Linked DNA regions of Homo sapiens: region 2 is linked to region 1. Evidence: chromatin loops called from intact Hi-C (ENCODE). Cell type or tissue: chondrocyte. All regions are shown on one strand. Links, peaks and the distances in the headings refer to the core of each region. The heading gives the core; the rest is flanking DNA. Region 1 has its middle 52 kb from the start of MYL10. Region 2 overlaps MYL10 (myosin light chain 10).

Region 1 (15,676 bases), core at 3,123-11,122:
AAGCACTGTGGCTTTACAAATTTTATGATTCTCGTCCTCATGGTTTCATAGAGCTTACTGGTTTCAGCTGGGTGGTTGGTTCTGGCCTGGGGTCACTTGTGGAGTTACAGTCAGATGGCATCAGTGGCTAGTGTCATCTGACTAGAAGTCCAGGATGGTCTCCTTACTCACATGTCTGGTGGCTCAGCTAGAAGACCCAGGGCCTGGCCAGATCACTCTCTCTCCCTGACAGACTTCTCCATGAGGCTCCTTGGGCTTCCTTCCAACATGGCCACCTCAGAGGAGTCAGACTTGTTACACAGTGGCTGGCTTCCCCTAGAACAGGTGTTACCAGAGAGCCAGGTGGAAGCTGCAAGGCTACTTCTGACTTAGCAGGGCACACAGTCCTGCCCACTGGAGGTATACCCAGGGCCAGCCCCTATGTATTCAAGGGGAGGGGATTATATAAGGGCATGACAACCAAGAGGCAGACTGGGCGCGGTGGCTCACGCCTGTAATCCCAGCACTTTGGGAGGCAGAGGCGGGTGGATCACAAGGTCAGGAGATCGAGACCATCCTGGCTAACACGGTGAAACCCCGTCTCTACTAAAAATACAAAAAATTAGCCGGGTGTGGTGGCGGGGGCCTGTAGTCTCAGCTACTCGGGAGGCTGAGGCAGGAGAATGGCGTGAACCCGAGAGGTGGAGCTTGCAGTGAGCCGAGATCGCGCCACTGCACTCCAGCCTGGGCGACAGAGCCAGACTCCGTCTCAAAAAAAAAGAAAACTAAGAGGCATGGTTTATTGGGGCCCTCTCTGGTTACTATCCATGACAAGGGTGGGCAGGTCCAGGGTGGGACAACAGAGAACAGGTGGCCTGACTCTTCCCTCCAGCTAGGACTGAGCTGGGCTTTTCCACAAGCACCATCATCCATTTATTTCACAATTGTTCTGTCACCTGCCACAGAGATGACTCAGCCCCTGTGCTCACCAACTATCTTTCCTATAGGAAATGATCCTTCCAGGTGGAGAAACAGTGCAAGATATTCCCGTCCTCAGTATTCAATCCAAATCACTGATTCAATATCTGCATATTTGATAACAGGCCTGTAATCCAAATGCTTTGGGAGGCTGAGGCAGGAGGATCTCTTGAGGCCAGGGGTTCCAGACCAGCCTGGGCAACATGGCAAGAACCCATCTCTATAAAAAAGATTGGCGTGTTAGTGCACACCAATAGCCCCAGCTACTCAGGAGGCTGAGGTGGGAGGATCATTTGACTCCAGGAGGTCGAGGCTGCAGGGAGCTATGATCACACCACTGCACTCCAGCCTGGGCAACAAAGACCCTATTGCAAATATATTTATATCATATTTATATTTATATTATATATTTATTTGTATTATATAATTATATTATAAATATGTCATAAAATATAATATAAATATGAATTTATCTTTATAAACATATATAATATATATATATACACATATACAGTATTGACTATAGCCCACTCTGTTTTTCAGCTAGTTCAGAAAGATCCACAATTTTTTTCCTCAAGCCACAGCCTCCAAATGATTGAACTCTTTCGTGGATTTCCAGCCAGACCAAGGACATGCACAGCTCTCTATCCATCCACCCAGGAACTCTAAACAAGCTCCTCCCCTCCCAAGTCTTGGTTTTCTTCTGGAAGAAAGGGGGTTTATGGAGACAGAGAGGTTGACCAGATGGCTGGACTCCAAGAGCCACCATTATGATCAAGGAGCTCCAGCTACCTTCATACTCTTGGGCAGGTTCCTCCCTTATCAGAGTCTTAATCTCCTACCTGGATCACAGAAAGTCAGACAAGATGACTCTATGGGCCCTCCCAGCACCACCATGCTTCAGACTCTCATCCGACCCCCTTCTGCACATCCAGGAATATAACCATTGCCTTGGGATTGGGATTTCAGCCCAGATGTTCAGTGTAGCCTGTTCTCCCCCAGATTCCACTCCTCTGAAGTTCAAACAATTGCAAACAGGCAGACACTGCAATGGAAGCTGATCTGAATCCATTCTCTGGCTGGGTGCAGTAGTTCACACTGGTAAACCCAGCACTTTGGGAGGCCAAGGCAGGAGGATCACTTGAGCCTAGGAATTTAAGACCAGTCTGGGCAGCATGGCAAAACCGCATCTCTACAAAAAATAAAAATAAAAATTAGCTGGGCGTGGTGGTGCACGTCTGTAGTCCCAGCTATTTAGGAGGCTGAGGCAGGAGGATCACTTGAGCCCAGCAGGTCAAGGATGCAGTGAGCTGCGATCACACCACTGTGCTCCAGCCTGAGCAACAGAGTGAGACACTGTCTCAAATAAAATAAAATGAAATATTAATAAAATAAAAATAAATCCAGCCGGACGTGGTGGCTCACGCCTGTAATCCCAGCACTTTGGGAGGACAATGTGGGTGGATCGCAAGGCCAGGAGTTCGAGACCAGCCTGGCCAACAAGGCAAAACCCCGTCTCTACTACAAATACAAAAATTTGCTGGGCATGGTGGTGCATGCCTATAATCCCAGATACTTGGGAGGCTGAGGCAGGAGAATCACTTGAACCCGGGAGGCGGAAGTTACAGCGAGCCAAGATCATGTCATTGCACTCCAGCCTGGGCAACAAGAGCAAAACTCCATCTCAAAAAAATAAAAAAAATAATTTAAATCCATTTTCTGGCCCCTAGCTACCACTGAGTGATGGGGCCAGGGTGGGCAGCAGCTTAGTGTAGCAGAAAAGATTGAGATGAGGGGTCTGCCCGGCTGGGTGACAATCCAGGCTCTCCTACTTGGTGACGGCATGACCTTGAGGCATTTCTTAACCTCTCTGAACCTCAGTTTCCCCATTTGCAAAATGAGGGTTATAATGCCCACCTCACAGGATAGTTCCTATCTGAGAAGGCCGGAGGAGTGCATGTTATTATTCAAACTGCATGCTGGAAAGTGACATCTGTTTCAAAGGCAGCGGCGCTGATTCTTGTCACCGGCTCAGAGCCCTCCCTGATATAATTTAGGAGTTCTGGGTTTGGGAGTGATCCCCGGGCAGAGCTGCCATCTCCCTCCACCCCTGACATCCGCAGGATGAATAAACCCTGCAGCCCGCCTGGAAGGGCTCTTGATGCAGTGGCCTCAGAAGATGCCCTGGGCTGTCGTACTCTCCAACAGGCCGTGCTAAAAAATGACTCCAAGGAAAAGTAAGCAGACACTCCAGGCCATAAATATTTCAGAGCGGAATGAACGTCCTTTCCCCAGCACCGACTTGCCATATATATTATTTATAAAACCATAACTTGAGTTGAAAGGTAGTCGTCGAAAGAATAGACAGTCTCACTCAGATTCACCCGGCGATTGGGAAAACCATCTAGAGGGAGAGAAAATAATGTCTGGGCTAGGTGAGGTCATAGGAAGTCACCTGGCCCCATCCCCTGGCCCCAGCCTCGCCTGGAGGGACAGCCCAGAGAGGCCCCAGACCCAGCAAACTGCCAGGTTTGCACAACCCAGGGCCTCCCTGGTTTCTTAGGAAATCTCCATCAAATGCCAAACAACAGTCACAACCAGACGGTTAAAAAAAAATCTGTTATCCCCCCTTTATAACAGGGGTAGGGCTTGTCATGAGAGAGCGAGTTGAGAAGGGCTTCCCAGAGGCTATTGGGTGAGCAGACTCACTCCCCAGCTAATTTTTGTATTTTTAGTAGAGACAGGGTTTCACTGTGTTGACCATGCTGGTCTCGAACTCCTGGCCTCAGGTGAGCTGCTCACCTCGGTCTCCCAAACTGCTGGGATTACAGGCGTGAGCCACCGTGCTCAGCCCTATATTGATTTTGTAATATGTATGTAGATATGAGGTAGGAGGTGGGGCTTGACTTAGGACCAGATTGAGGACTGGCTGAAACAGGGAAGCAGCAGCAAAGCCCCTCTCCATAAGACACGCCCACCAGCACCATGTCAGTTTCCCTTTGCTACAACATCCGGAAGTTACCACCCCCTTTCTATAAATTTCTGAATACTCCACCTCTTCATTTGCATGTAATTAAAACAGAGTATAAACATGTACAAGAAGACAGCTTCCACTCCCTTTGATTTTATCCCTGACCAATCAGCACTCCTGGCTCACTGGCTTCCCCTCACCCACCAAGTTGTCCTTAAAAACTCTGCTCCCCAAATGCTCAGGGAGACTAATTTGAGTAATAATAAAACTCCGGTCTCCGGCACAGCCGGCTCTGCGTGAATTACTCTTTCTCTATTGCAATTACCTGTCTTGATGAATCGGCTCTATCTAGAGAGGGCAAGGTGAACCCCTTGGGCGGTTTCAGCCCCACCCTGCCATGGTGTGCGTGCGCATGTGTGCAGATGTATCTTCCTCCCCCATCCAATCCTCAGGCCGGGCTTGTGCCCCTGAAAGCCCGCAGTTCTGCAGGAGGAGGTCCCTGTGTTCCCTCCCAGATCCTCCCAGGTTATGCCAGGAACCCAGGGAGGACTCACAGATGCCCTGGAAACTCCAGCTTGGCTGCAGTGGGCCCCTGAGGCTCTCCCTCTCCTGTTGTAAGGCACTGCAGCCCCCTGAGCTACTAGGACCCTCAAGGGTTGGCCACACTGCCCACCTCATGGAGGACGCCACCACAGCAGACACAGGTGAAGTCCGCTCCAAAGTATGGGTGTCCAATGTCAACAGCATCACAATCTTCTACGAGGCACCATCTCATCATCACCAAAGCTGCCAGCCCCGTGATGTGGAAGCACAAGAGGAAATGGTCTCAGCCGGGGACGGTGACTCATGCCTGTCATCCTAGCACTTTGGGAGACCAAGACAGGAGGATTGCTTGAGCCCAGGAGTTCAAGACCAGCCTGGGCACCACAGCAAGACCTCCCCGCTCCAACCATCTCTACAAAATATAGAAACATGAGTCAGGCATGGCGGAGTGCACCTGTAGTCCAAGCTGCTGGGGAGGCTGAGATGGGAGGCTCGCTTGAGCCCGTGAGTTTGAGACCAGCCTGGACAACACAGCAAGACCTCCGTCTCCAGCCATCTCTACAAAATATAGAAAAATGAACCAGGCGTGGCAGAGCACGCCTGTAGTCCCAGCTACTGGGGAGGCTGAGATGGGAGGATCACTTGAGCTCAGGAGTTTGAGACCAGCCTGGGCAACATAGCAAGACCCCTTCTCCACAAAAACAATTTTAATAATTAGCCGGGTGTGGTGGTAAGTGCCTGTGGTCCTAGCTACTTGGGAGGCTAAGGTGGGAGGATTGCTTGAGGCCAGGAGTTTGAGGCTGCAGTGAGCTGAGTTTGTACCACTGCACTTCAGCTTGGGCGACAGAGTGGGACCCTGTCTCCAAGAAAAGAGAGAGAGAAAAAGAAACAAAATAGAAATCACTGGTAACTCCATGACCCAGAGGTACTCCAATTACCATTGGCGTCCATGTGTGTGGATGGACGGTTACATATGCATAAATATCTATACACATACATATGTATATATCCCTGTAGGACAGTATGAATGAACTTTAATTTATTTAAACTATTCCCTACTATTGTTCCCACCTAAGGCGTGGGAATCCCAGGTCCCAGCTGGAGAGAGACTGTCCCAAGGCAATACCGTGGCAGCACTGAGGTCAGTGAATCACCAGCAGAAATGAAAGCCGCTGGGCGCTGGGCCGAAGGGCTCAGGAGACTCAGAAGACACTTCTGGGATCAAGGCCCAGCCCAGCTGTCTGGGGGCTGTGTGGTATCTGGGGACAAACCAAGGAAGGACAGGGCGCTGGTGGGGTCTTCCTGGCACTGTCGTGTTCAAAATGAACACAGCACCACCTGCCCCGGCCCCCATCCCACAGACCCCCTGCTCAGACTCATGACTCCAGTGGGGTGGCCCATACCACCCTACATGCAGGCTGGGGCTCTTCTCCTTCCCCACAGTGGATCCCAATCTAGCAGCCACGGTCAGCAGGACCAGGGCACGGCGGAGTGGGGCATGGAAAGGTGGGAGAAGTTGCGGGGAGGGCGCATGAGCTAGGGAAGGTCTCGAAGGCTCTCAGGGAAGGCAGAAGTTAGGCTGCTAAGGGCCTGGATGGGGCCTGATACAGAGAGAGGAGGGGACCTTCCAGGAGAGAAAAAGTGCACCAAGACCCCAACCAGAAGCAGACATCGCCTGGTCGGCGGGGAGGCCCACAAGGCCACAGTCCCTCACCACCACCCAAGGGAAGCCCCCAGGATCGGAACCACTGGCCACCCTCAGGCTCATTGGCTTGGTATGGCTCTTTATTTTATTTTATTATGATCATTTTTTAAGAGACAGGGTCTCAACCTGTCATCCAGGCTGGAGTGCAGTGGACCATGATAGCTCACTGCAGCTTCCAACTCCTGGGCTCAAGCAATCCTCCTGCCTCAGCCTCCCGAGTAACTGGGACTACAGGTGTGTGCCACCACACCTAGCTCTTTTTATTTTTCACAGAGGCAGGGGTCTTGATTGCTGCCCAGGCTGGAATGCAGTGGCGCTATCATAGCTCACTGCAGCCTCAAATTCCTGGGCTCAAACGATCCTCCCGCCTCAGCCTCCCGAGTAGCTGAGACTACGCTACAGGCATGTGCCACCACATATGGCTAATTTTTTAAATTTTCTCTAGGGATGGGGTCTCACAATGTTGCCCAGGCTGGTCTTGAACTCCCAGCCTCAACTGATCCTCCCACCTCGGCCTCCCATAGCATTGGGGTTACAGACATGAGCCCTGGCACCTAGCCAACTCTTTAAGATCAAATGCTGGCCGGGAGCAATGGCTCATGCCTGTAATCCCAACACTTTGGGAGGCCAAGGTGGGCAGATCACCTGAGGCCAGGAGTTCGAGACCAGCCTGGCCAACATGACGAAACCCCATCTCTACTAAAAATACAAAAACATTTAGCTGGGCGTGGTGGTGCACACCTATAATCCCAGCTACTCAGGAGGCTGAGGCAGGAGAATTGCTTGAACCCAGGAGGCAGAGGTTGCAGTGAGCCGAGATCATGCCATTGAACTCCGGCCTGGGCAAAGAGAGCCAAACCCCTTCTCAAAAATAAAATAAAATAAAATGCCTTTTGTACCCCCAACCATTTGAGGCGGGGAAGATACAGGGCCCTACTGAGAGGCGAAGGGAGCAGGGCCCGGGGTCACTGTGTGAACTTGGGTGAGATTCCCATGCTCAGGGGGTAAAACAGGGTTTGCGGTACCTACCTTAGGGCTAGAAGTAAGAATGAAATGCAAGAGCAAACATAAAAACCCCAGGCTGGAGGACTGAGCCCATCGGTGCCTTGGGAACCACAACAGTGGGATCATTCACACACAGACAGGCCTGGTGGAATCTTCCAGACCGGCGCCTTGTGGCGAGGAGGCAATATGTCCCACGAGGCCCACTCAGGCCCCAGGAGCCCCCCTCACTTGGGCACAGCCCAGCTACCATGCCCTCCTGGTTAGTGGGCACAAGAGTGTCGAGGGAATATGCTTTGTGGGCAGCAAAGTCCTTCTTCAAAGGGGTGTTTCCACCTGCAGGTCTGAGCAGGACATGAGGTCATGTCGGGCCCCAGGACAGCAGCCCCTGTCCTAGGCTCGGCCCTGACCCACCTTCTCTGGAAGCCGGTCCTCGAGTACCCTTAGGGCCTTTACACACTCACACGTGCAGACACACGCACATGCACACACACACGCACGCACACACACGTGGACACACATGCACACACAAACACACACATGCATACACGCACACACGGACACATGTGTGCACACACGTGCGCAGACACACGTGAACACACGCACACACTCACACACACATGCACACACAGCTGCCTCCACTCACTCAGGCCTCCACCAACCCCCTCCCCAGCTGTAGCCACCACTGCCACCCCCAAAATTAAAAAGAAATAAAAATAAAAAACTGAACGAGTTAATTTGCTAAAATGAACCAGAATGCAATAACTGATTACATTTTTCCCCAAAGGAAACTTGAGTTAATTTGGCCGGTGACTCATATGACTGGCTGCCAGTGACAACACACACCATCCCAGACACAGCTCCTCGCTGTGCCCCGTTGCCAGCCGTCCCCCTCCTGGCTTCCCTCCTGCGGGAGGCGGGGACAGAGGGGTGGAGGCAGAAGTGCCCACTGGATAAAGAGCTGTTTGAGGCCCTTCTGAAAGTGCAGGATACACACGCATGCACACAGACATATATCTGTACAGAAGTGCGTGTCTGTGCACTCACACCAGGCACGCACATGCACACACACATACACACACGCCTGCACCACAGCTGAACTCTGGCATGGGCTACTCAGTAAATCATTCAACGATAACCTCTGCATACCAATACTGGGGGAAAATCCAATTAAAGTAACTCATTACTAAGTCATTCCTATTTTCCCAGCATCTTAAAGCTCCTGGGAAGAGAAGGGAAGGACAGGCAGATTACTAATGTGACCTCTCCTAGGCTGTGGGGAAAATTCCTGGCCCGGCTCCCAGGAGTGGAGGCCCCAGATGGATTTCTCTGTCTGCTCGGGGGTGGGGGGAACACTGGGTACAGCCCCCCTCCCCATCCCTGTGCCCTGTATACGGCCATAGCTTCTCCTGAAAACAGCACACATAGCTCAAGCTAAGTCCTAGGGTCAGCAGACCCAAGAGGCCCAGCCTTGTCATTCACATGCTGTGTGACATTGCACAAAGCACTTAACCTCTCTGAGCCTTAATCTCTTCTCTAAAATATCTTCATCTGATGGTTGTTTTTTGGGTTTGTTTTGTTTGGTTTGGTTTGAGACAAGGTGTTCCTCTGTCACTCAGGCTGGAGTGCAGTGGCACGATCATAGCTCACTGCAGCCTTGACCTCCCTGGCTCAAGCAATCCTCCCGCCTCAGCCTGCTGAGCAGCTGGGACTACAGGTAAGTACCTCCATGCCTGGCTAATTTTTTTGTATTTTTAGTAGAGATGGAGTCTCACCATGCTGCCCAGGCTGCATCATCTGAATTTTTTTTTTTTTTTCCTGAGATGGAGTTTAGCTCTTGTTGCCCAGGCTGGAGTGCAATGGTGTGATCTCCGCTCACTGTAACCTCCACCTCCTGGGTTCAAGCGATTCTCCTGCCTCGGCCTCCTGAGTAGCTGGGATTACAGGCGTGCACCACCATGCCCAGCTAATTTTTTGCATTTTTAGTAGAGATGGGGCTTCGCCATGTTGGCCAGGCTGATCTCGAACTCCTGACCTCAGGTGATCCACCTGCCTTGGCCTCCCAAAGTGCTGGCATTACAGGCATCAGCCACCGCATCCAGTCCATCTGATTTTTTTAAACTAGGGGGTGGGGGAAAAGGAAAGGCACACACTTTTCCTCTTTCCCCCTTGCCACTGGGTGGGTTACAGAAGCGATGGCGGGAGCTGAAGCAGCCATATTGGACCCAAAGATAGAAGTCACCTACTGAGCAAGACAAGAAAACCCAGCAAGATACAAGGAAAACGGAAAATGGTTCCTTGAGATTGTGGAGCTGCCGTGGAAGCCCTGGATTGTTTGTCATCAGACTATTATATGCAAGAGAAACAAACTTCTATGTTGTCTTTAAAATATGTTACGTATATTTATATATCACCATCATCCCTATGCTCACACATGGTGAAATCTAAAACCATTCAGAGGCCAGGCGCGGTGGCTCACACCTGCAATCCCAGGACTTTGGGAGGCCGAGGCAGACAGATCACTTGAGGTCAGGAGCTCAAGATCAGCCTGGCCAACATGGTGAAACCACGCCTCTACTAAAAATACAAAAATTAGCCAGGTGTGGTGGTGCACACCTGTAATCCCAGCTACTCGAGAGGCTGAGGCAGGAGAATCACTTGAACCTGGGAGGTGGAGGTTGCAGAGAGCCAAGATAGTGTCACTGCACTCCAGCCTGGGCGACAGAGTGAGACTCCGTCTCAAAAAATAAAATAAAATACAAAACCATTCAGAGGAGGTCACTCGATAAAGACAAGAGATGTCCCCAGACTCCTCATCCAGGAATCCAGCGAAAGGGCACTATCCAGGGCTCCACGTTTTGGCCCAACTCGCCCAGCAATTTCTGTGCATCCTCAGGTACATCATTTTCCTCCCCATGCCTCAGTTTCCCTACCTGTCTTTTGACACTAATATCAGTCTCAATTTTTAAATGCTGACCAATGAAGGACTCAAGCCAAGGATGGGCAGGAAATCACTTTGTAAAGAACTGGGATTGGGCAAGGTGGCTCATTCTTGCAGCACTTTGGGAGGCTGAGGTGGGAGGATCACTTGAGGCTAGGAGTCTGAGACCAGCCTGGAGAACACAGAAAGACCCTTGTCTCAAAAAAAAAAAAATTAAATTAGCTAAGCATGGTGGTGAGCATCTATAGTATAGCCCAGCTACTCTGGAGGCTGAGGCAGGAGGATCGCTTGAGCCCAGGAGTTTGAGGCTGCAGTGAGCTATGCTCAAGCCACAGCACTCCAGCCTGGGTGACAGAGAAAGACTCTGTCTCAAAAAAAAAAAATATTTTAAAGAGCAAGAAGGCTGGACATCCGGGCATGGTGGCTCATGCCTGTAATCCCAGCACTTTGGAAGGCCGAGGTGGGAGGATCACTTGAGCCCAAGGAGTTCAAGACCAGCCTGGGAAACATAGGTAGAACCCCATCGCTATAAAAATTAAAATTAAAAAATTAGCTAAACATGGTGGTGCGTGCCTGTGGTCCCAGCTACTTGAGAGGCTGAGGCGAGAGGATCCCTTGAGCCCAGGAATTGGAGGCTGCAGTGAGCTGTGATCACACCACTGCAGTCCAGCCTGGCAACAGAGAGAGACCCTGTCTCAAAAATAAATAAATAGGCGGGGGGATCACAAGGTCAGGAGATCGAGACCATCTTGGCTAACACAGTGAAACCCCGTCTCTACTAAAAATACAAAAAATTAGCCGGGCGTGTTGGCGGGAGCCTGTAGTCCCAGCTACTCCGGAGGCTGAGGCAGGAGAATGGCATGAACCTGGGAGGCGGAGTTGCACTGAGCCGAGATCGCGCCACTGCACTCCAGCCTGGGCGACAGAGCGAGACTCAGTCTCAAAAATAAATAAATAAATAAATAAATAAACAAACAAATAAATAAATAAATAAAGGACAGAGAAAAGCAGGAACTGGGTCTAGGTGTCTAGGTGGGACCGATGACTGGCTGGAGCACAGAGGGCAGAGACACCCGCAGCCGCCAGGCTGGTTTCAAGCTCACCTGATCCTGTTGCTAAACCACCTGGCAGGAGAGGAAGCTGAGAAAGAGAGAAAGCTGGAGGAGAAGCTGGAGTCCCACCACCCAAGCCCTACCGCACAGCTGCAGGTCGTCAGAGCCTGCCAGAGCCCTGTGCCCGCCTCCCAGGCCAGACAATGGAGACAAATGCAATCCCAAGTGGGGCACAGGTCAGGGCTCCATGTGGCCCCAGGAATGATGACACCTGGGGACGGTTCTCAGAGTGGCCAGACGTCTGCCTAAACGCTGAACCCAAAATTCAAGCACAGAATAACTGTCCACCATGACCTTGAAGGCCAGCTCTCACAGCCCCGGGGAGCAACAGCCAGGCTTCTAGGCAGCGGGCGCCAGCGGTGCCCACCCTGAGGCACACCCAGGCCCCACCGTCCCCTTGGTGTGGGTCTGAGCTCGTGCCTTTCGGCAGGTGCACAGCCTTGGGGTCGGTCTAGCCTGGATTCGAATCCCACCTGTATCACTTACAAATGGAGGGACCTTGATCGAGGAGGGTTTATAACCTCCCAGAGGCTCAGCCCTGCCCCTACACCCAGGGGGCTGCTGAGAAGCCGAGAAGCTGAAGGAGTTCAGGGCATAGACAGCCGCGCATGCTGTAGGCTCACACATAGGAAGGGGACTTCCCCTCCCTCCCAACTGTGGCCATCTGCACCCTGACTGGCATGACAAAAGGGCAAAAAACATTGGTCAAATTTCTATGCAGCATCCTTCAGTGTCCCCAAGCCCTGTCATTTCAAGATAGAAATCGGGCCAATGTGCTTCCTCTTCTCCAGAAAACAGACTCCAAGCATGGTCAAAAAACCAAAGGTGACTGGGCACAGTGGCTCACGCCTGTAATCCCAGCACTTTGGGAGGCAGAGATGGCTGGATCACCTGAGACCAGGAATTTGAGACCAGCCTGGCCAGCATGGCAAAACCCCATCACTAACTAAAAATACAAAAATTAGCCGGGCATGGTGGCACACACCTGTAATCCCAGCTACTCGGGAAGCTGAGACAGGAGAATCGCTTGAACCCAGGAAGCAGAGGCTGCAGTGAGCCAAGATCACACCACTGCACTCTAGCCTGGGCAACAGAGTGAGACTCCATCTCAAAAAACAAACAAACAAAAAACAAAACAAAACAAAACAACAACAAAAAAACGAACAGCGAGGGAACCTTAAGGATCCAAGATTCCCACTGAGAAACCAGGTCTCTATTTCTCCTTGTTCGGTTCTGGAGCCGCACGTTCTGGACTTCTCCAGGCCCCAGACACAGCAGAAAAAAAACACGAGAATCCTCATGCACCTGGCTTTTTCATTTAATTAATTAATTAATTAATTATTTGTTTGTTTAAGACAGAGTCCCGCTGTATGGCCCAGGCTGGAGTGTAGTGGCGCAATCTTGGCTCACTGCAACCTCCGCCTCCTAGGTTCAGGTGATTCTCCTGCCTCAGCCTCCTGAATAGCTGGGATTACAGGTGCCCGTCACCACACCCACCTAATGTTTGTATTTTAATAGAGATGGAGTCTCACCATGTTGGGCAGGCTGATCTCAAACACCTGACCTTCCATCTCAGCCTCCCAAAGTGCCAGGATTACAGGGGTGAGCCAGCACTCCCGGCCACACCTGGCTTTTTCTTATTATTTATTTATCTATTTAGAAATGGGGTTCTCACTCTGTGGCCCAGGCTGGAATGCAGTGGCGCAACCACAGCTCACTATAGCCTTGACTTCCAGGGCTCAAGTCATTCTCCTGCCTCAGCCTCCTAAGTAGCTGGGACCACAGGCACGTGCCACCACATCCGGCTGATTTTTTAAATTTTTTGTACAGCTAGGGTTTTGGTATGTTACTCACGCTGGTCTCAAACTCCTGACCTCAGGTGATCCGCCCCCCTCGGCCTCCCAAAGTGCTGGGATCACAGACATGAGCCACCGCGCCAGGCCCACATTTTGATTTTTAAAGCACCACCACATAGCTTTATGTCCTCGTTGTTTTCCACCTGAATCTCCTTATACAAGACTCAGGCTGGGCCAGGCACAGTGGCTCATGCCTGTAATCCCAGCACTTTGGGAGGCCAAGGCAGATGGATCACCTGAGGTCAGGAGTTCAAGATCAGCCTGGCCAACATGGCAAAACCCCGTCTCTACTAAAAATACAAAAATTAGCTGGGCATGGTGGCGCATGCCTGTAATTCCAGCTACTCGGGAGACTGAGGCGGGACAATTGCTTGAACCCGGGAGGCAGAGGCTGCAGTGAGCCGAGATCATGCCACTGCACTACAACCTGGGCAACAGAGTGAGACTCAGTCTCAGAAAAAAAAATAATAAAATAAATAAATAAAAAGATTCTCAGGCTGAAGTCACGAAGTAGGGTGGCCCCGAGCCCCCCTCAGCAGACACAGCCCAAGAGGGCATCTGCAAAGAGCAGGACTGTGGGTTGTGGGCAAGACGTGGAGGGGAGGTAGAGGAGAGAAGGGGACCCCCTACACCAGGAGGAATTTGCAGGCTTCACCAGGGAAATAGGACGGCACCCCCTGCCCCAGGGAGGTGGGCAGGGCATAGAGGGCATTTTCCAAATTGTACAGCCACAGGGACCACTCTGCCCAGAGCTCCACTCACACCCTCCAACCCCCTAGTCACACAGACACACATTCACACACACACACTACAGTCGTACACACACAGACATGCATTCACATATACACTCACTGACATACAGATACATACTCACAGGCACACACAGACATGCATTCACATACACACTAACGCAAAGACACACACAGACATTCACACAGAGTCACACTTACACACAGACATGTATTTACACATTCAAATGAATACACACACTAACACACAGAGACACACACAAACACGCACACACAGACATGTAGTCACACACCAGATGCACACACATACACTAACACACAGAGCTGTACTCACATAGACCACACACATACACACATAGGCATCATCACTACGCTAATGTCTCTCAGTGTCCTACGACAGGTGTGCACGGCCTTGCCTTGCACTGAGGTGCCCCTGCAGTATTGGGGGTTCCACCGTAGTACTGGGGTCCACTCACCCATAGACCGTGCATCTCCAGCTTCATGCGCAGGAATTTCCCCATGCCACAGGGCCTTTTGCTGGGGAAGATGCTGGTCTGCCCAAAGTCAGCGTGGAATCTGGGCAGAGCCAGAATGACCTGCCCCAGGCTTGGGAGCCGAGCATATAACCCCCCTACACACAGCGCCATTCAGACCCTGGCACCCCACCGTTGGGCTCCCTAAAGATGTGTCCATTCTGCTTGACTTAAACACTGTATTCCTGGTTGGTCCTTCAGTGACAGGGGAGGGAGGAAGAGGCTGTGGCTTGCAGGACAGGGGGTCAGGATATGGGCAATGGCTTGGGGACCTCCTACTTGTAAGGAACCAGGGTGGGGTCCTATTGGGTGGACAGGAGACCCTGCAGCCCTGGCCTCACTGCCTTCTGGGATCCTCTGCCACAGGTCCCACCCCGCAGCCCATCCTGGGCCTGCGACCCACAGCCTGTGCCTCCTGTCCCCTGTCCCTCCCAGTGCACCCTGAGCCCACCCTACCCAGCCCCCGCCACCCCCCTGCTGCACTCCCAGGGCTGACCTTCTTCCCTGCCCAGGCTGGACATCCCTCCTCTCTTGCCTCCCCCTTGACCTCCCTGATGGGACTAAGTGGAGGCTTCTGTTCATGGAAACTGGGGTTAAGGAAGCAAACTACAGGGCCTGGGGTCAAGGTCAGGTCCAAGGTCAGGGCTGAGTCAGCCCTGACTTCGTTCCTCCCGCCTCTTCCCCCGGGCATCCAGGCCCTTAGGTGTCAGGAGTTACAGCCTTGCCCTCGCCTCCTGCTCCTCTGGCCGAGGCCAGGGCGGCCCCTTCCTGTCCCCCCTGCCCGTCGTTCGCTCCCCGAGGGCGCAGCAGAAGCACGGGGAACTCCGGACCCCACGAGGCGCTCTGGACGAGGTCGAGCCGCCGCTTCCCCCGGGCGCCGCTAGGTGGCGCCGCGCTAACGAGGATCGGGATAGACCGGAGGGGCCGCGCTGCCACCAACCGGGTCTCCACTCCCCAGGTCCTCACTCCCCGGGCCCCAGCCTCGCCCCAAAGCTCAAACACGCACCCGGGAACCCTTCCACCACCCTCCCTCCCCACCCCTGGCATCCTTAGCCCTCGGCAGCTCCCGTGGTCCCAGGGGCCTCTCCGGTCCCTCAGCAGGAGACCTGGAGTGCACGGCCTGTCCATGCCTCTGGGACGCAGGACAAAGTGGACGAATAGGAATCAACCGTGGGGAGGGAGGGGCCACCCAGGAGAATCCCAGTCCACGGAGTAAGGGAGGGTGGCATGCTGAGTGCCAGGCAGAAGGCCTGGCCCAGGCGGTGCTCCCTAAGTGAGGGTGCACCCTCACTTACATCCTTCCAGGA
Region 2 (15,676 bases), core at 2,996-10,995, 66 kb before region 1:
AGACCAGAAAGCTGAGTAGGGAGCATGATGGTTACTACTGGGTGTCAACTTGATTGGGTTGAAGGATGCAAAGTATTGATCCTTGGTGTGTCTGTGAGGGTGTTGCCAAAGGAGATTAACATTTGAGTCAGTGGACTGGGAAAGGCAGACCCACCCTCAATCTGGGTGGGCACTATCTAATCAGCTGCCAGTGAGGCCAGAATATAAAGCAGGCAGAAGAATGTGAAAAGACTAGCGTGGCCTAGCCTCCCAGCCTACACCCTTCTCCTGTGCTGGATGCTTCCTGCCCTCGAACATTGGACTCCAAGTTCTTCAGCTTTGGAACTTGGACTGGTTTCCTTGCTCCTCAGCTTGCAGACGGCCTATTGTGAGACCTTGTGATCCTGTGAGTTAATACTTAATAAACTCCCCTTTATGTATATCTATATCTCTCTCTATATATATATCCTATTTTATATAATGTTATATAATATATATTATATAATTCTTTATATATAAATCTATATATATCTCTCTCTCTTATTAGTTCTTTCCCTTGTGATCCTGTGAGTTACTACTTAATAAACTCCCCTTTATATATATATCCTATTTTACATATATCCTATCCTATTATATATATTATATATAATACAATAATTCTTTATATATAATAATTCTCTCTCTATATATATATATCCCATTAATTCTTTCCCTTGTGATCCTGTGAGTTAATACTTAATAAACTCCCATATATATATATATATACACACATCCTATTTTATATATATATATCCTATCCTATTATATATCTATCCTATTAGTTCTTTACCTCTAAGAACCCTGACTAATGCAGGGGGGATTGGGCAAAGGGGGCAGGGAGTGTTCCAGGTAGAGGGAGCAGCATGAGCAAGACTCTGCAACAGGAGGAAACGTAGGGTCCCCAATGAAACTGTGCAGCTGGAACCCAGAGCCCAGGGCACGGTGGTGCAGGGAAGTTCAAGAGGCCGGCAAGGGGTTCTTTTGTTTGTTTTGTTTTGTTTTATTATTTCTTTTAGAGATAGGGTCTTGCTTTGTTTCTGAGGCTGGTCTAGAATTCCTGGGCTCAAGCAATCCTCCCACCTTGGCCTCCCAAAGTGCTGGGATTACAGGTGTGAGCCACCGCACCCCGCCACGTTCTTGTACCTTTAGAAAGGTGCTTTCAGAAAGAACACTGGAAAGACGATGTGTCCACCCACATGCTCATTCTTGCTGATTTCTCTCTGGCTTTTGGGAGCCTCAGCCCTCTACCCCTGGAAGGGCAGCTCTGTGGATTACCCCAGCTACAGGGACGGGAGGAAGAACTGTAGAGCCTGGGGTCATCCAGGTATTCCTCAAGGACTGGACAGAAAGGCGTGGATATTGAAGGCAGCTAGTCATGTGCCCAGGTCAGGGGCAGTGGAGACCACCAATGAACCACAGCTTGGGAGAGAGGGGCCTCCAGGAGGCCATGCTGTGTAACTCCCAAGAGTGGCAGAGACCAGGGAGTTGGAGCCGCCAGCAGCCTCACAGCCATCTTGTGCCTTCTGAGAGGCCCCCTGCTTTTCTTTTCCCTGGGGCCCCACTTGTGCCGCATCACTCCCATGCCTGTAGCCTACCCCCATCCTGGTATCTCCCAGCCAGAGACCATTGAGGGCAGAGGTGAGGTGTTACTGGTGTTATTGATCACCCTCTCTGAGCACTGGTACAGAGGAGGTATAGACAAGTGGAGGCACTGAGGACAGAGGAATAAATGAGATGAATGCCCCGGCCTCCTCTCTGAGCTGACGTGGAGTCCCTCTGGCCTTCCCTACCGGCTGGCCCTGTGTCTTGGAGGAGCTGGGCTCCTGCAGGTGGGCAGGCCTAGCTGCAGGGAGCAGCTGGCAAGCAGATGCCTGTGGCCTGCAGTACCTTGGCGCTGGCTTGGTTCTGCGGGGCACAAACAGGTCTGACAAGTTCCTCAGCAGCAGAGACAGGGCTCGGTCCGTGATTTCTAGGAAAGTCAAAGTCTTGGAGAGCAAGCGGAGCCAGGCTTGGGGTGGAGGGAGGAGCTCCTCTGCTATGTACCTGTCCCCTGTGTCCTGAGCCCAGAGCTCCAGACTGATGGTGGTGCTTCTCTCTCCCGCCTCCCACAGAGGGAACAGGAGCTCAGCAGTGGGGAAAGAGGAGGGGAGACCTTTCACTGTGGCCAAGGGGTAGGGGAGTGTGGCCCCTGTGGTGAAGCAGCTACCGTCAAAGCCAGGGCTGGCCCTCTGCAGGGTCCAACATGCCACTCTCCTTGGCCTCCTTCCTCCTGGCCTCTCAGGGTCTGAATTCTACCCCTCAACCCACAGCCTCCAATCCTTGGCTCCAGGGACCTGCTCCCCCAACCTCAGCCACCCGATTCCAGGGTCACACCTTAGACCTGCTCTTCTCTTCCTTAAACACTCGGTTCTTGTTTCTTACTTTTCTTTCCTTTCCCTCCCTCCTTCCCTCCCTCCCTTCCCTCCCTCCCTCTCTCTCTCTTTCTTTCTTTCTTTCTCTCTCTTTTTCTCTCTCTCTTGCTTTTTTTCTTTTTCTTTCTTTCTCTGTCTTCCTTCCTCCCTCCCTTCCTCCCTCCCTTCCTTCCCTCCTTTCTTTTCTTTTCTTCTCTTTCTCTTTCTTTCTCTCTTCCTCCCTTCCTCCCTCCCTCCCTTCCTCCCTCCCTCCCTTCCTCCCTCCCTCCCTTCCTCCCTCCCTGCCTTCCTCCCTCCCTCCCTTCCTCCCTCCCTGCCTTCCTCCCTCCCTCCCTTCCTCCCTCCCTGCCTCCCTTCCTCCATTCCTCCCTCCCTCCATTCCTCCCTTCTCCCTTCTTTTCTTCTTTCCTCCTTTCCTTTCCTTTCTTTTCTTTATTTTTTTTTCTTTTCTTTTTGTTGATACAGGGCCTCAGGATCTCTCTCTATCACCCAGGCTGGAGTGCAGTGGTGCAATCACAGCTCACTGCAGCCTTGAACTCCTGGGCTCAAGTGATTCTCCTGCCTCAGCCTCCCAAGTAGCTGGGACTACAGGTGTGTGCCACCATGCCTGGCTAGTTTTTTTGTATTTTTAGTAGAGATGATGTTTGGCCATGTTGGCCGGGCTGGTCTCAGATTTCTGACCTCATGTGATCTGTCTGCCTCGGCCTCCCAGGGGCCGGGGTTACAGGCATGCGCCACTGCATCTGCCCAACAGTTCCTTAGATATAACACCCAAAGCACGAGCAGAAATAGCTAAAATAGACTTCATCAAAATGTAAAACTGTTGTACATCAAAGGGCACTATCAAGAGAGTACAAAGACATCCTACAGAATGGGAGAAAATATTTGCAAATCACATATCTAAAAGGGTCCAGGCTGGGCGTGGTGGGCTCTTGCCTGTAATCCCAGCACTTTGGGAAGCCAAGGTGGGAAGACTGGTTGAGCCCAGGAGCTCAAGACCAGCCTGGGCAGCTCTCCAAATAAATAAATAAATAATAAAATAAAATAATATAGAAATTAACCAGGTGGGGTGGCTCATGTTTATAGTCCCAGCTACTTGGGAGGCTGAGGTGGGAGGATTGCTTAAGCCTGGGAGATTGAGGCTGCAGTGAGCTGTGATGGTGCCACTGCACTCCAGCCTGGGTGACAGGGTGAGACCCTGTCTCAAAAATAAATAAATAGACAAATAAATTAAAATAAAAAGATCTAGTATCTAGAATATATAAAGAACTTCTAAACTCAGCAACAAAAAAGTGTAACACAATTTTAAAATGGGCAATGAACCTGAACAGATTTCTCCCAAGAGATACAAATGGCCAATAAAAACATGGTAAGATGCTCAATGTCATTATCCATTAGAGAAATGCAAATCAAAACCCAAATGAAATACCACTTCATACCCATTAAGATGGTTATAATTTTGGAAGAAAAGAAAAACAGAAAATAACAAGTGTTGGCAAGAATGTGGAAAAATTGAAACCCTTGTACATCACTGGTGGGAATACAAAACGGTGTAACCTTTTTGAAAAGCAATTTGGCAATTCCTCAGAAAGTTAAATATAGAGTTACCATATGAACCAGTAATTTCACTCCTAGGTATATGCCTAAGAGAATTGAAAACATGTATTTACACAAAAACTTGTACACAAATGTTCATAGTAGCGTTATCCATAATAGCTAACAGAAATATCTCAAATGTGCATCAACTGATGAATAAACAAAATGTGATCTATCCATAAAATGGAATCTTATCTGGCTACAGAAAGGAATGAAGCCAGGTGTGGTGGCTCATGCCTGTAATCCCAACAATTTGGGAGGCTGAGGCAGATGGATCACCTGAGGTCAGGAGTTCGAGACCAACTTGACCAACGTGGTGAAACCCTCTCTCTACTAAAAATACAAAATTAACCAGGCGTGGTGGCGTACGCCTGTAATCTCAGCTACTCGGGAGGCTGGGGTTGGAGAATCACTTGAACCCAGGAGGCAGAGGTTGCAGTGAGCCAAGATCATGCCACTGCACTCCAGCCTAGGCAACAAGAGTGAAACCCTGTCTCAAAAATAAATAAATAAATAAACAAATAAAGTCTACAACAAGGATGAACCATGAAAATGTTATGCTAAGTGAAAGATGCCAGACACAAAAGGCCATGTATTGCAGGATCCTATTTATATGAATGTCCGGAACAGGCAAATCCATAGAGACGGGCAGTAGTAGCTTCATGGTTGCCAGGGGCTGAGTGCAGGAAGAATAAGGAGTGACCACTAATGAATTTCATTTTGTGGTGATTAATATTCTGTTTGTAAATAGTGGTAAAAGGCAGGGCGCGGTGGCTCACACCTGTAATCCCAGCACTTTGGGAGGCCGAGGCGGTTGGATCACCTGAGGTCAGGAGTTCGAAACCAGCCTGGCCAACATGGCAGAACCCCGTCTCTATTAAAAATACAAATGTTGGCCGGGCATGGTGGCACGTGTCTGTAATCCCAGCTACTTGGGAGGCTGAGGCAGGAGAATCACTTGAACCCGGAAGGCGGAGGTTGCAGTGAACCGAGATCACGCCACTACACTCCAGCCTGGGTGACAGAGTGAGACTGTCTAAAAAAAAACAAAAAAGAAGGGGGGGGTTTTATGGTATGTGAATTGTATCTCAATAAAAAAGTTTTTTTTTAAGTATGCACTCTTTCGCCTCTTTTTCCATACAACATAGTATATATGAGCAATCAACCAAACTGTTGTGTACATCAGTAGTTTGTTCTTATTGCCATGTGGTATTCCCATGTATGAGTGCCCTATCATTTATTTTTATTTATTTATTTATTTATTTATTTTTTCAGACAGGGTCTCGCTGTCGTCCAGGCTGGAGTGCAGTGGTGTGATCACAGCTCACTGCAGCCGCCAACTCCTGGGCTCAAGTGATCCTCCCACCTCAGCCTCCTGAATAGCTGGGACTATAGGCATGCGCCACCATGCCAGGCTAATTTTTAAATTTTTTTTTATTTGTAGAGATGGGGTCTTGCTATGTTGCTGGGACTGGTCTCAAACTCCTGGCGTCAAGCAATCCTCCTGCCTCGGCCTCCCAAAGCTCTGGGACTACAGGCCTGAGCCACTGTGCCCGGCCTCTTTTCAGATCTTTATGGCCATTTGGATATTATTATTGTCGTCTACCTTTTTTGGGGTTATAATCTTTCTATTATAGATATGTAGGATTTTAAAAAAATACATCTTCTGGATATGAGATCTTGTCATGATCTACGTTGCCAGTATCTTTTCTCGTCCGGTGCCTTTTTGCATTCTTAACTGTATCTTTTGGTGAGCAGAAGTTTTTAATTTTGATGAAGTCCAACTTATCCACTTTTATGATCACAGTTATGTGTGTCCCATTTAAGAAATCCTTGCCTACCCCCTAAACATCCCTTGAAGCCACCTCTTCCCTTCTGACGTCTTCACCTCTAGCCAGCTCTTTGCAGCCAGTTTTCTCCCGTGCTTCTCCATTCTCCTCCCACCGATGTCCCCACCCCACTTTTTGCCCCCTCCTCTGCCTTCCTCACTGCAGTCAGCACCATATCCTGCCCAGGGACAGTCCTGGCTCCTCTGAGAGTCCCTGGGACCAGCACAGCCTCTGGCATGCACTAGGTGCTTAATAAAAGCTCCATAAATGAAGGCAATATCCCGTGGCTTAGCAGGGAATCGTTAAAACTGTCAATTAGCTCTAAACACCAGCTCCTCGGGAACATTTGAGCAGAGCCAGAGGAACAAAAAAGGTTTGGAAAAACCAACAAGATAGGAATGTTTCGTTTTCTCCCTCGCTGGAGCATTTACCGCACAAACTCAGACCTCATTAGCATTATTTATTCTTGCTTTGTCCCCAACCGTAGGACAAGGGAAGCCTTTTTCCTGCAGCCTCTGGCTGCAAGAGCTCCCTGTCACACCCCACAACAGTGTTTGCTGCCCCTGAATGTCGGGGAGACTTGTGATCCCCTAATCCTTCTCTTCACCGTGAGTGATGACGTAGCACAGGTTTCTGTAGTCCAGGTTGCCGCACACATCTGGGGGAAATGCTGCAAACATCTGCTTGACCTGAGAAGGAGCAGAGAGTCAGCCTGCACCAGGCCAAGTGGGGGCCAGAGCAGAGAATCCGCCGTGACCCACCAGAATCCCAGTTTACCTCCTCCTCACTGAAGCGGTCTGCCTGGGTCATAAGTTTTTCTTTGATGCTGTTCAAGGGAGAGACACAGTCATGTTCAGGGAACGGGATACCCAGCTTGAACATGCAGATCCCAGGGGTGATGAGGGGCAAGTGGGGGCAGGGGGACATCCTGGACCAGGAGGACATCAACCTGGGGCTGACCCTGCCAGCCCCCCCGATGGCCAAGTAGCTTCTGAACCTCGGTTTTCTCCTCCATGAAGTGGGCTTTCCTCCCAGCATCAGGTAGGGACCAAAAGCAATGACCTGGGGACCCCACCATGAGGGCTACTCTGATTTCCCATCATGCACTATAATCAAGCTCTGGATCATTGAGGGGAGACACCTCAGGTCCCCCACCGCAGAGCCTCTTTTGCCTGATTCTGGACACACTCTTTCCTCCAGCTTGTGACGTTCACTGACACCTGCATAGTGTTTTAGAGACAAGATGCCTGTGCTCTGCCAAGGGTACAGGAAGGCCTGCCCAGGTCCGTGTCCTCCTGGGCCTGCAAGGGCCTGCCCCCTCAAGCTTGGAGGGTCCTGCAGGGTTCTTAAGGGAGCTCAGTGGGCAAAGATGGGATCAGACGGCTGAGTGGGGCCTCGTCCACCCAGAGTGTCCTCTGGCACCGGCTGCGGCAGGCCTCGCTAAGGACCAATGCACATTTTCCATTATTTATGTTTCTGTGGGACAGTCACAGTTTCCAGCTCTCCAAGCCGGGGACTTTTCACAGACTCTGTTTCAACCAGAGCCTCCACCGTGGCCTGTCTGGCCTGCCTGGCCTGCAGCCACAGATCCAGGTCCCATGTCCCAAGGCAGTGCCTTCAGTTCCCAAATTAGGTCCCCAAAGGGTCTTCCCAGCCTTGTCCTTGCACTGGTGAGAGAGAAAGTGGTTGACAGTAGAGGGAGGGCTTGGGGTTACTCCGGGGGTGACTCTGATGCCTCCCCAGGTCCCCAGGATGGAGGTAGGAGCCACAGACCCCGAGGGAGGGGTGAAGGGGAGGACTGTGGACTGCAGCAACCCTCAGCATCCCCTCCCCATCCCAGGGGAGTATGTGACTCATGGTCTTGGAGTTGAGAATGTGTGAGACGGGACAGACCCTCTCCACCTCCACCCCTGCTGCGTCTGCCCTCTCCCTTTGAGATGCGAGAATCTCAAAACCAGCAAAACTAGCCTCAAAATGAAGGCTGGCAGCATTACAGTAATTGATCAGGAAGCCTGGGCCTGGGGAGGAATCTCACCTGCCCCAGGCCACCCTCAGGTCCAGCAAGGTTCTGAAGGGACTGCGTCGGCACAGCTCAGAGGTCAGCCCTGAATCTTGGGTCCTGGGAAGGCTGCCACTCCCCCGCCCACTCCTGCCTGCAATTCTTGGCTCTCTGTTCCCTTGCTGTCACTGGGTGGGGCACCCCTACCCTCATGATGGCAGCCCCGGTGCCTGCCAGACAGCTGCCTGCAGCCACTTCCCCTTCATGCATTCCAAGTGAGCTGGTCACTTTCCCCAATCCTTACTGCCCTCTTGCCCGAGGCGGTGCTGGCTACGATCTGGCTCAGTCCTCTCCCCAGACCCTGGATCCTATGGGCACTGGCCCCTGGCTCTTTGCTTATCTGTCCGCCCGACTCCATCTCGACGGCCATGACCCTCCTGGGAGCTGCAACCCTCTCCTCTCCTTCTCCAGGCTGGCCTCCATGGTGTCCTTGCCTAACTCCTCCTCAGGTTCTCCCATGCTCCCAGGGCAGACGCAGGGTCCAGGGGCTAGGGTGTGAGCGCTCCCCCAGAGGCCCCGCCTGCCGCTCTGTGCTCAGTCTCCCCTACACCACCTCCACCCGCACCCTCCAGCTGCAGCCAACTCTGAACAAACATGCACATGCCAAGCCCTGGCCCTCCAAGCTCTCTGTTCCCTCATCTAGAATGCTGTTCCCCCCCTAGCCTGGGCAACCTGCAGTCATTCTTCAAGATCTGCCTTTGCCCCCACACCCACCCCACTAGGAAGCTCTCCTGGAGTGACCCACCACTTCTTCTTTTTTTTTTTTTTTTTGAGACAGTCTCACTCTGTCGCCCAGTCTGGAGTGCAATGGCGTGATCTCGGCTCACTGCAACCTCCACTTCCTGGGTTCGAGCGATTCTCCTGCCTCAGCCACCAGAGTAGCTGGGACTACAGGCATGCACCACCATGCCTGGCTAATTTTTTTTATTATTTTCAGTAGAGATGGGGTTTTGCTGTGTTGGCCAGGGTGGTCTCAAACTCCTGGTCTCAAGTGATCTGCCCACCTCGGCTTCCCAAAGTGCTGAGATTACAGGCGTGAGCCACCGCGCCCAGCCTGACCCACCATTTCTTATCCATTTCTACTTCCACGCACACATAGAGAAGGGGACACCAAGGCCCAGAGAGGGGAAGGGACATCAAGCGATATCACTGGGCTGGGCAGCGGCCCCCCAGCTCCTGGCTTCTGGGAGAGGAGACTGGGCGACCATCCACCCTGACCCCAGCCCAAAGCTGGCTTATTCCCCTGAGCATTTTGGGGGAGTCAGGGGAAACTTACACATCGGCCTTGACGAAACCTTTCCCTTCAGTGTCGAACACTTTGAAGGCGTGGAGAATGGTCTCCTCTGGGTCCGTGCCTATAAGCAGCACATACAGGGCAGGGAGAGAGGCAGGTGAAGAGGGCCCCACAGGGACAGGCACAAGGCTGGGCAGGGGCTGGGGCTGGGGGCAAGTCCCACGGCCCCTGCACAGAGGCACAGCTCTGGGGAACTTCTTCCCCAACTTTCACTGCACAGCGAGGGCCGAGCTCACTTGAAGCAAGAACAAGGAGGGAAACAGGTAATTGTAATCATAGACAAGGGTACCACATATATATATTTTGTGAACAACCTGAGCAACTGTACACGGAGACCCTGATTGAGCATTTAATTTGTGCTTAGCCCTTCCCTATTTTACAGATGGAAAAGCTGAGACCCAGAGAAGTTAAGTGACTTGCCCAGGGTCTCACAGCTGCATGACCAGTGGTCTGGGTGAGGGGGCATGACTCTGGGGCTCACGTGTTACCCAAGCTGTGCACAAGAGGCCGTGGGTGGAGGAAAAAGAGTTCTGTACGTGGATGCCAAAAGGCTGGGGCTTGGGCAGTGTGGCATTGGAGGGGTCTGAGAGAGATTGTCCCGGCCAGAAGTGGGGCAGGTGGGCCAACAGGCCAAGGGAAGGGATTCACGGGGGCAGAAGTGAAGCCAGAGAAGTTCTGCTTTTATCCCGGTCACAGCACAGCCTTGGGGAGAGATGTCATTAGAAGAAATTAATCTGATACCCACAATGGGATTGAATGTGCAGCCCCCACATTGCACCAATGGGAAACTGAAGCCCAGAGAGAGGAAGGGTCTTGCCCAAGGCTTCACGGGCTGCGTGAATGACAGCAGGTGACCTGGCCACCCTCGCCCGGTGCCCTTTCCCCTTCTGTCACCATGTCCCCCTTGTTCACTGTGGATGCGGGGGTGCCCCCTTCCTTTCTTCAGTGCTCAAATGTGTCATTGGTGAAAGGGGACAGAGATGGTGCTTGCTACCCACCTCACAGGAGCAGCTAAGATAACATACCATTCATGGTAAGGTTTTAACGAACATGGGTTGATCAGGGCTGCAAATACATCTGAGCGCTCTATGCCTGCAGCTTTAAGATTTTATCCCCTGGAGCTCTGAGAGCACCCATGGAGTAGATGTGGATATCTTGGTTTATCATAGAAAAAACAGGCTCAGAGATGTTTCATTACTTGCCCAAGTCCCCACTGATAAGAGAAGGGAGGATTTAAACCCACCTCTGTGGACTCCAGAGTCCCCTGCTCCTTTTGTCACCCTGTGCTCTTGCCAGTCAGATTAGGTCAGCCAGGGCCATGTGCCTCCCTCATCAGACTAGGTCAGGGCCATTTGTTCCTCCACCATCATACTAAGTCAGGACCATCTGTGCCTCCCCCATTAGAGTGGGTCATCGCCATCTGTTCCTCCTGCATCAGACTGGGTCAGGGCCATCTGTGCTTCCTCCATCAGATTAGATCAGGGCCTCATCTGTGCCTCCCCCATCAGACTGGGTCAGGGTCATCTGTGCCTCTCCCATCAAACTGGATCAGGGCCATCTGTGTCTCCCCGATCAGACTGGGTCAGGGCCATCTGTGCCTCTTCCATCAGACTGGATCAGGGCCTTCTGTGCCTCTTCCATCAGACTGGGTCAGAGCCAAGTGTGCTTCCCCCCTCAGATTAGATCAGGGCCTCATCTGTTCCTCCCCCATTAGACTGGGTCAGGGCCATCTGTTCCTCCCCCATCACACCAGATCAAGGTCATCTGTGCCTCTCCCATCAGACTGGGTCAGGGCCATCTGTGCCTCCCCCATCGGACTAGGAACTAGCCAGGACTGGGCAGTGTCTGAGTCTCTGGGCATCTCTGAAACTGGCACAGAGTGAAAAAACCTGGCACACACTGGCCTTGCTGGCCTGGGAACTCCTAGAGGGCAGCGCCATGGACTGCCTCTGGGCAGGGTGGCAGGGAGCTGGTGTGCCCAGCAGAGAGGCTCAGCCCAGGGTGCAGCGAGGGCAGGGCTCCAGGCCCTCACAGCCTGGCCAAGCAGGCAGGGGGTAGCAGGTGCCTCTAGGCGGGTGAGGGTTGAGTGACCAGAGCATCACGTGGGGCACCCATGTGGGATTTGCCTCCGAGGCCACAGCCTCCCAGGTTTCACTGATTAGTTGAAAATTCCCAACGTCTTTGAAGAGGCCTCACTGCTGAGGCAGGTTTGTGGCCGGCTCCAGCCTATCCCCCTGCGGACAATGCACATGGATTTAGGCACCCAGCGCAGCCCTGCCACTCCCTGTTACCGTGGCTGGCAGTCCTCCCTTCTCTCCTCCCCAGAAAGAGCCTCTGTTCTTGAGACTGCAAACCTCATAAAATCTGCTATAGAGTGGCCACTTCCTCCCATCATCGTTGGGAATCTCATGACACAGTCTCCTCTTCCCAATTAGCGGGGTGAGGCGGCGCCGGCCCCAGCACCCTGCCCTCCCGGCTCCTGTCCCCTCCCACCAGCCTCTCACGCAGTCTGGCCACGTCTGCATGACAGGCTCAGCCGGAGCCCCAGTCCCGGCGCCCCTGCAAAAATGAGAAAAAGCTGCAGCCCTGCAGCCCACACCAGGCCCTGGATCACAGCTTCAGCTCAACCATGGACCGACACGAGCTTTTAGTCTCAATCTTCCCATCTGCGAAACAGGTTTGGGGCCCACTGTGAGCTGACAGAGTCCCCTCCCCTTCCCCTGAGCACTCTTGGAGGTCTCTCTAAACTCCTGCTCTGGCAGCAGGGCCCCTCGCCCATGCCCAACACCAGGGGCGGGAGGTGCTCACAGCCTCACCTCCTGGGCCCGGCCCTGGGCCGTCCACCCTGGCAGAACCACAGGCCACTTCCCCAGGCCCTCCCACTGGCCTTTAACACGCCTCCTTCAGTTATGTGCCTGTGGATAAAAGAATCAGGCCTGTCTGCTTCCTTTGAAGTTGCTGGCTGGAGTCACACATGTCTTTTCCACAGAGCATTCTTCTCTCCCGGCCTCCTGGGCTTCTGAGCTCTTCCAGGAGGCGCACATGGTCCTGGGAATAGGCCCCGACAAGCTGCCTGGAGGTGGGCCCAGTGATGCTCCTGATTCGGCTACACAGCCCCAAGTTCAAAGCCTGCTCCAGATGAGCCTGCCCTCCCCAGCCCTGGGTTTCCTCATCTCTCGCACCCAGGCTGATGGCTGCCTTCCTTCTGGCTCTGGATCTGCCAGGACACGGTGCGTGGAGGCTGCTCTACCCCACAGCAGGTCACGACCCATGACAGTACTGATTTTTCACCCCATCAAACCTGTGATGTCAGGTCGGATCACCCTGTGGTGGACTGAATGGTGGCCCCTAAAAAGAGACGTCCACCAGAGGCCGGGCACGGTGGCTTACGCCTGTAATCCCAGCACTTTGGGAGGCCGAGGAAGGCGGATCACGAGGTCAGGAGATCGAGACCATCCTGGCTAACACAGTGAAACCCCATCTCCACTAAAAATACAAAAAAATTAGACGAGCGTGGTGGCAGGCACCTGTAGCCCCAGTTACTTGGGAACCTAAGGCAGGAGAATGGCGTGAACCCGGGAGGCATAGCTTGCAGTAAGCCAAGATCACACCACTGCACTCCAGCCTGGGTGACAGAGCAAGACTCCGTCTCAAAAAAAAAAAAAAAAAAGATATGTCCACCAGAGCCTGCAAATGTCACCTTATTTGGAAAAAAGGACTTTGCAGATGTAAGTTAAGCATCTTGAGATGCAGAGATCATCTTAGATTATCCCAGTAGGACCTGAATCCAACGGCAGGTAGAGTCCAGGCGCGAGGGCTCATGCCTATAATCCCAGCAGTTTGGGAGGCGGATATGGGCGGATCACTTGAGGTCAGGAGTTCGAGACCAGCCTGGCCAATGTAGTGAAACGGTATCTCTACTAAAAATACAAAAAAATTTAGCGGGGCATGGTGGCGGGTGCCTGTAATCCCAGCTTCTTGGGAGGCTGAAGCGTGAGAATCGCTTGAACCTTGGAGGCGGAGGTTGTCCTAAGCTGAGATGGCGCCATTATACTCCAGCCTGGGCAACAGAGTGAGACTCCATCTCAAAAACAAAACAAAATAAACAAAGAGGCAGGTGGAGGGAGGTTAAATAGAAGAGGGCGGGGCCATTGACGGCGAGGCTGAGATGGGAGAGGTAGAGCCACCAGAGGCTGGGAGAGACAACGGATTCTCCCCAAATCCTCTGCCAGATTTCGCACTTCTGGGCTTCAGGACTGTGAGAGAATACATGTCTGTTGTTTTGAGCCACCTGGTTTCACAGAATTTGTTACAGCGGGCTCAGAAAACTATTATAAGCCCATTTTACAGACCAAAAAACTGAGGCCAGAAAGCAGATAAATCTGTGCAAGGTCAACCTAGGAGTCAATGGGAAGCCAGGGTCTGACCCTAGGCCTAGCCAAGGCAGGGGGTTCAAGGGAGGGGGCCTGGCAGGGGCAGCCTGAGGGTGCAGAGCTGACAGTGCTCACTTCCCAGGGACCACTGCCTGGGCTGACCCTTCCTTTTTTTTTTTTTTTTCTTTTTTTTTTTGTAGTGGAGTCTGTCTCTGTCACCCAGGCTGGAGTGCAATGGCACCATCTCGGCTCACGGCAACCTCTGCCTCCCAGGTTCAAGCGATTCTCCTGCCTCAGCCTCCCGAGCAGCTGGGATTACGGGCACCCACCACCATGCCCAGCTAATTTTTGTATTTTTAATAGAGACAGTGTTTCGCCATGTTAGTCAGGGTGGTCTTGACCTCCTGACCTCAGGTGATCCACCCACCTCCGCCTCCCAGAGTGCTGGGATTACAGGCATGAGCCACCGTGCCCGGCCTTGGCCCTTCCTTCTGACCACGGAACCCTCAAGCTCCAGGATGTCACTATGGGAGAGCTCCCCCGAGGCCAGGACAGAAAGGAGACACAGATGGCTCCAACCCTCCACCCCATGCCTAATGCTGTGTCTCGGGCGGGTACAGTGGTTAGAGCCAGGGTTTGGGGTTGAGGTTGCATCCCGGCCACTTTTTGCTGGAGCATCTGGGGCAGGGGTCGTGACTCCTCTGGATCTGAGTCTCTTCATTTGTGAATGAGGCTCCCCGATCCTTCCTCTGGGGGCTCCAGTGACCACAGAAAAAGACAAGGGGAGTAACTTGCCCTGCACAGGGGTCGACCACAGCATCTTTTGGAAACACCCTCCCTCCGGCACCCTCTGCCTATACCCCCAGCCCCATGTGCAGAGCGGGTAAAAGGAGCTCACAGGTAGGAAGGTAGGGAGGCAGCATGGCTGGGGGCAGTGGGATGGGTGGGCAAAGGGGTTAAAGGCAGTGTTTAGTTTTTATGGTTGTTGTTGTTGTTGAGACAGGGCCTTGCTCTGTCACCCAGGCTGGAGTGCAGTGGTGCGATCTCGGCTCACTGCAACCTTCACCTCCCAGGCTCAAGTGATCCTCCCACCTCAGCCTCCAAAGTAGCTGGGACTACAGGCATGTGTCACCATGTCTGGCTAATTTTTGTATTAGTAGAGATGAAGTTTCATTATATCACCCAGGCTGGTCTCAAACTCCTGGACTCAAGCAAACCGCCCGCCTCAGTCTCCCTAAGTGCTGGGATTACAGGCGTGAGCCACCATGCCTGGCCAAGGCAGGGGTCTTTATAGTTACCCCAGTCTGCGGTGAAGAGAGGGAAACCGAGGCAGGGCCCCTGAAGGTGCGTGCACCTGGGGGCTGGTGTCTGGGGCCACATCATGCTCCCACCTGTGGTGTGTATGTGTGTCAGGCCCCTGCCTTCCTACATCCGTCCCCCTGCCATTCCCTGCTGCCCCTCCAGGACTCCAGGAGCCTGGCTCACCCTTCAGCTTCTCCCCAAACATGGTCAGGAACACCGTGAAGTTGATGGGTCCGGGGGCCTCCTTCACCATGGCCTCCAGTTCCTCGTTCTTGACATTGATGCGGCCTGTGGGAGGTGAGAGGTGGGGGCAGGGAGGATAAGAGAGATCAGAGCTTGGGCCTCGGAGGATCCCACAAAGCCTCCCCACTCAGCTGCTCCACGTGCCCCCCACTCAGCCCTAAGGCCCTGACGCCTTTTTGGGGGACTCTTTAGGGGGCATTTGGGCCACAGTCAGCTTCCGGCTGCCCCCAGCCTCATGAGAAGGGAGCAAGTCACTCTCATCCCCATTTTACGGTGAAGAAACTGAGGCCCAAGAAGCTGCAGCTGAGGTGCACGGGGGCTGCAGGCTCAGGGTTCCTGTGCCCCAGGAGGGGATCAGTGGATGCCTGGATGCTGGGATTCCCTGTGGTTCCAGGGGACACTCAGATTCCCAGGGGATCAGGGCCTGGTTACGTCCGTTCTGCCACCTAAACCCTGCATAGGCGACTTCAGGCTCTTCCCTGGGGCCTTAGAGGGATCAGAAACCTCAACCTGGGAGTTGGGTCTTTCCCTCTGACTCAGCTTCTCCCCTG

Evidence for each region. Hi-C counts contacts between places; a loop is a spot of excess contacts. Peaks named below come from ENCODE experiments on the same cell type or tissue, not always from the same donor. Only the 100,000 strongest peaks of a DNase experiment are listed, where the experiment ranks them.
Region 2: a loop joins it to region 1, with 2.9 times the contacts of the local background. A loop is called at or near these places in 28 of 110 quality-filtered maps.

The regions. Positions count from the first base shown.
Region 1 is chr7:101,673,247-101,688,922 of GRCh38, forward strand. No RefSeq gene overlaps it. Among named protein-coding and RNA genes, the nearest start is that of MYL10, 52 kb to the left of the region's middle. RefSeq lists enhancers at 7,204-7,719, 7,720-8,228 and a silencer at 15,306-15,435. In chondrocyte, for the core only: no CTCF peak of the experiment used is centred there; a DNase peak (open chromatin) is centred at 8,079.
Region 2 is chr7:101,607,031-101,622,706 of GRCh38, forward strand. MYL10 (myosin light chain 10) reads right to left here. Exons shown (of 8, transcript NM_138403.5): 5 at 15,066-15,170; 6 at 9,190-9,268; 7 at 6,632-6,680; 8 at 6,300-6,543. The coding sequence ends at 6,445. Among named protein-coding and RNA genes, the nearest start is that of MYL10, 14 kb to the right of the region's middle. RefSeq lists enhancers at 6,905-7,832, 7,833-8,761, 8,762-9,689, 11,803-12,342, 12,343-12,882. In chondrocyte, for the core only: no CTCF peak of the experiment used is centred there; no DNase peak of the experiment used is centred there.